2 separate regions of the Homo sapiens genome follow, and region 1 is linked to region 2. A link is an interaction called in ENCODE POLR2A ChIA-PET data of the cell type or tissue named here. Cell type or tissue: K562. All regions are shown on one strand.

What was found. ChIA-PET counts read pairs that join two places held together with the same protein. Peaks named below come from ENCODE experiments on the same cell type or tissue, not always from the same donor. Only the 100,000 strongest peaks of a DNase experiment are listed, where the experiment ranks them.
Region 1: POLR2A ChIA-PET joins it to region 2 with 8 read pairs; 2 of 35 experiments call an interaction of 5 or more read pairs at or near these places.

The regions. Positions count from the first base shown.
Region 1 is chr14:23,363,836-23,366,335 of GRCh38, forward strand. It overlaps EFS (embryonal Fyn-associated substrate), which reads right to left and starts at 1,337. Exons shown (of 6, transcript NM_005864.4): 1 at 1,173-1,337. The coding sequence starts at 1,190. RefSeq lists an enhancer at 1-435. In K562, no CTCF peak of the experiment used is centred here; no DNase peak of the experiment used is centred here; H3K4me3 peaks cover 203 bases; H3K27me3 peaks cover 2,027 bases.
Region 2 is chr14:23,541,814-23,544,313 of GRCh38, forward strand. The region is part of intron 1 of ZFHX2 (zinc finger homeobox 2); the gene reads right to left. It also overlaps a transcript of THTPA not described here. Among named protein-coding and RNA genes, the nearest start is that of ZFHX2, 8.7 kb to the right of the region's middle. In K562, no CTCF peak of the experiment used is centred here; no DNase peak of the experiment used is centred here.

The sequences.
Region 1 (2,500 bases), 180 kb before region 2:
AGGTAGGTGGATCACCTGAGCCCAGGAGGTCGAGGCTGCATTGAGCCGTGATTGTGCCACTGCACTCCAGCCTGGGTGACAGGGTGAGACCTTGTCTCAAAAAAAAAAAAAAAATGGAGTTTGGTCTGAGAAAGAACCAAACTTGAACCTGTCCTCAAAGGGTATGGGAGGACATTGGGTGGCTCTGTGCTTCTCTTTCCAGTCTCTCTCCGAGAGTCCCCACTGAGAAGGGAACAGAAAGCAGGTGACGGCCTCGCTTCCCTGGGAATCTTAGGCAGGACCTAGAAGAGGGTGGAAAGGGAACAAAGCTGCCTGGATTCAGACTGCATAGACTGTAGAACAGAAAGCAGAGGTGGGGCTGTAGAGCGCTCCTCCCGGTGTTAGGACTGAGTTCTGTCCAATGGAGCCAAGCCTCTGGGCCCTGCCATTGCAGGACAGAGTTGTTGATGGACTGATTGATGATGGGTGTGACCACTCCTGCTCTATCCCCCAGCAGCCCAGCTGACTGGTGAGGGAATGGCCAGCCTAATGTAGGTGGCAGAGAGCCTCTGTGCTCTCTGGGAGGCCTCCTCCCACTGTCCCATCATGCCAGCTGTCTCCTCCCTTTGTCCCGATCCCTGGAAAGTGGCCTGAGGCTCTGGCTGACATCACCTCCCCTCCTCCCTCTGTCTTCTCTTTCTTGATCTCCCTCCTTTGCTCTATCTCCCTTTTTTCCTTATCCCTCGTCTCGAGATGGGCCTCCTGGGGTCGTTCAGCCTCTCGTTTTCCGTTTTCCGTGAGCCACTAGGTCCTTTCAGCCCCCTCCAAACCTTTTACTTGCCTCCCAACCACAAGCCTCTGCCAACCACCAGTGGCCATCTGTTCCCGCCCAAAAGGAGCAGATAGGACTCGGGCTACGCTTGCCCCTTCCCCTCCATTCAGGCGCAGCCTCTAGGAAGAAAAAGGAGAATGGGGAGGGGGCGGGGAAGAGGGGCGAGCCCGGAGCCAGGAGGAGCAGGGGATGAGGAGTGAGAGGGAGAAGGGAAACAAAAGTGAGAGGAGGGGGACACAGCCTCCTGGAGAAGAAAGGGACCAAGGAGAGAGACAAAGAGAGGGCAGAAATAAAGTGACAGGAGCGCAGGGCAGGCCGTGGAGGTCTCTCCCCGGCAGCCTCCACTCCCTGGTGGACTCACCGACGTGGCAATGGCCATGGCTTTGGCCTCCCGCGCAGCCTGCCTCAGGCCAGGCTCGGTTTTGCTGACTTCAGCGGTGGCTGCCCCGCACCATGGTCCGCGGCCTCTAGCCCCCAGCTGTGGCGCCTGAGTCGTGGCCTCCGCCAAGGTTGGAGGAGGAGAAAGAAAACCCACAAAACTTCCCAAATGAGAGGCAGGCTAGCCAGGCAGGAGGAGGAGCGGGGCGGGCCGGGGCGTCGCTGCGGGACGGCATCCAAGGGCGCGCGCTGCGTGCTGTCCCCGCGGCCTCCCGGGCGCCACCGGCTCGGCCAGGCCCCGGGAGCTGCCCGCCCTAGGCCGCGGGGGCGCCCCGGGCTCGCAGGATCCGAAAATTCCCTTCCCGGGCCGGGGCGGGTGAGCAGGCGGGCGCTGGGCTGCGCTCGACGCCTCTCCAGGCCGCTCAGGAGAGCCTCGAGGGCTGGGAGAAGCCGCCGGGGCGGTTGGGCTGGACGAGCGAGTTTAGGGGCCAACCGTCTCCACCCGCCGGCCGCGCTGCAGAGCGGTGCTCCCAGGGCTGGGGTCTGCGGCGACCCCGCTGGGAGGAAGGGAGAGCGAGAACTGAGACGCTTGCCCCAAGTTGCCTGGAGCCAAAGGCCCCCGAGAGCGTGGCCGTGGGGCTGGGTCGCTGGAGTGGCCGCTTCGGCCCAGACACTCGCACCCCCGGCGGTGCGGCGGTTTTCACGCGCGCACTCACTCAGCGCGCCCGGGGGTCTGAGGTCGCCGCTACGGCGCCTCGCCCCGGGCAGCAGCAACCAGCACGCAGGCACCCCTGGAACAGGCGGGACTGCCTTCCCGACGCGCGGCCTGCGCCCAGGCGGCGGAGGGGCCCAGCCCCCTTCCAGTCCTCGGCTCCAGGGCGCAGGGCCACGAGCTCCCGCTCCCACCCTCGGCCCCTGGCACCCGGCGCCGGCTCCGCCGCCCTCTCTCACACGCACCCTTGGCAGGGCCCCGCGGGGCGCCCCAAAGCTTGGGGGCAGCTCCCAGGTGTCTCTGGGAAGGGAAAGAAAGGCCACAAAGCAAAAGAAGGAGCAAAGAGAAGGCGAGGGAGGAGCAGGGGCCCGGGTCCTGTGGACTCGCCTGGGCTGGGAGTGGGGACACTGAGAGGGCTGCGAAGGCTCCGGGGGTCGCGCGTGGCCCGCAGGCTCACCCCTGGCCCGCGGCTGCCCTTCCCTCCCCTTCCTGGGCTCCTGGCCCCTCTCAGTGCTGTTCCTTTCTCCTCCCCTCAGGCCCTCTCCTCTCCCGCGCAGGGCTCCGTCCTGGGGATTAAGAGAAAGGAGGGAGGGGAAAGG
Region 2 (2,500 bases):
CTATCATTCTATCATCTCTAAATCTTACCTTCTATATTTAAAAAGAAAACAAACAGTACTTTGATTCTTCCCTTTTAATTCTACCTATCTCTTCTAGACCCTTCCCCTTTTATAAATATTTAAGGAGAGCTTACTTTGTGCAAATAAGTTTTGTCCAAAAGAGAGAGAAAGAACGAGTATGGCAGGGAATGAGACAAGCAGGAAAAGGAGTGTTGTAAAGGGCAAAGAAAGATCGCTAAGGCAGAGAAGAGGAGGGAGGAAGAAGGGAAGGAGAGAGGGAGAGGTAAGGAAGTGAAGAGGAAGATGAAGCTAGGTCTTGATTTGCATATATTGAATCTTTTCCAGGCCTCCCAGCTCTGGCACCAGATTGGGATGGTGGCCTGTCCCCAGTGAGAAGGAGGTGGCAAGGAGGCTGTCTCTTGCACTTTGCAAGATGCTTAAGGTGGGCATGAGTAGATTGGGTGAGGTGTGAGGAGAAAAGGGTAGGCTCAGGAAGAAGATGGGGGTGGTAGGGAGCAGACAGGAGGAGAAGGGAAGCGGTAGGCTGAAACCACACACGTTCACATTTGCATGGATTTGCTGAGGTGTGCTGCAGAGTGTCTGCTACTGATGGGGGTGGGTGTCCAGGAGAGGAGGCATCTCCCTTGATGACTTGGAAAGTGTTGGATGTGTTAGGACAGCAGTGTGGAGCTGCTCTGCTGCACAGATCTATGTGATTTTATAGTACACTGGAGAGACTCACATCCTGCTAGATGTGGTTCTCTCGTTCTACATACCACAGGCTTAGACAACCACGAACCAGCTCGGAACCCTTCTTCTGTATGAGCACTCAGGGAGTTGTCCCCTTAAATTCAGAATCAGGATCCTATCTGATCCTTGCATGGGGGACCGCTGAAGAATTTGGTCTCCCAGAACTTGGTAGGAAAACATTCTTTTTTTTTTTTGGAGATGGTGTCTCTGTTGCCAGGCTGAAGTGCAGTGGTGTGATCTCAGCTCACGGCAATCTCTGTCTCCTGGGTTCAAGCAATTCCCCTGCCTCAGCCTCCCGAGTAGCTGGGATTACAGGCGCGTACCACCACAAGCAGCTAATTTTTTGTATTTTAGTAGAGACAGGGTTTCACCATGTTGTCCAGGATGGTCTCTATCTCCTGACTACCTGACCCGCCCACCTTGGCCTGGGATTACAGGCGTGAGCCACTGCGCCCGGCTGGAAGGAAAACATTCTGAGTGACCGTGTATGTAAATAAGTCTTTCTGGTTATTTTATTCTGTGAACCTGTGTGATGTAATGACTGCATTTAAATAGTATTACAACAAAAACTAATTGTAATAATAGTAAATAGCTAACATCTTTAAATGTTTGCCATGGGCCAGGCACCGTGCTAGGCCCTCGGCAAGTATCACATCACCTAATCCTCCACTTCAATCTGATGCAATAGATGTAGCTATTCATTCCTATTTTACAAACATGGAGACTGATTTAGATGGGTTAAGTAATTTTTAAGATCTCCTGCTTAAAAAGAAGTAGAGTTGAGATTGGAACTCAGGTAGCCTGATGTCAGTACCTCTGCTCTTGGGTTAATTTGTAAGCTTCTGAACTCTGGCTGGTATGCATTTTGAATGAGGTCTTTTGAGTCTGATTGTATTACTCTGTGTGTCACCTTGAGCATATGTGCTATCATGTTCCGCCTGAAGGTGCTAGATGGCTGTCTTCCATTTGGTTTGTTTCTTAGTATAAGATGGACCAGAAGAGGAGCACTGCTTTGCGCAACTCCAGGGTGCGTCATTCACACTGCAGTCCATGCAGGGGCACTGGCCATGCCCTGTGTGAAGGAAGGGAAGGAGCGGGAGGGAGGGAGTGGGAACAGGAGGGAAGGGATAGATAATGGCGGGTAGTGTTCTTTGAATGATATGTGTACCCATTTGTGACAACATCTCTTAAAGTTGAAGGTCTACACATGTGTATCCATATTAGCATATGAACTTCATCAGACAAGCACTCTCCCTCCAACAGAGGGAGACCCTGTCTCAAAAAACAAAAAAAAATAGCCTTTAGAGTCAGACAGACCTGGAATCAAATTCTAGTTCTGTTTCTTAATATGTAAATGACCTCAGGTAAGTTGCGTAAAGTCTCAATTTAGTCTCTTCATATAGAGAATGGGGCAGGCCGGGCACGCGCCTATAATTCCAGCACTTTGGGAGGCCGAGGTGGGTGGATCATTGGAGGTCAGGAGCTTGAGACCAGCCTGGCCAACACGGTGAAACCCTGTCTCTACTAAAAATACAAAAAAAATGAGCCGGGCGTGGTGGCATGCACCTGTAATCCCAGCTACTCAGGAGGCTGAGGCAGAAGAATCGCTTGAACCCGGGAAGCAGAGGTTGTAGTGAGCCGAGATTGCACCACTGCACTCCAGCCTGGGTGACAGAGTGAGACCCTGTCTAAAAACAAACACATCAGAAACAGAAAACAGAAAAAAAAAAAAAAAAAGGGAATGGGGAAC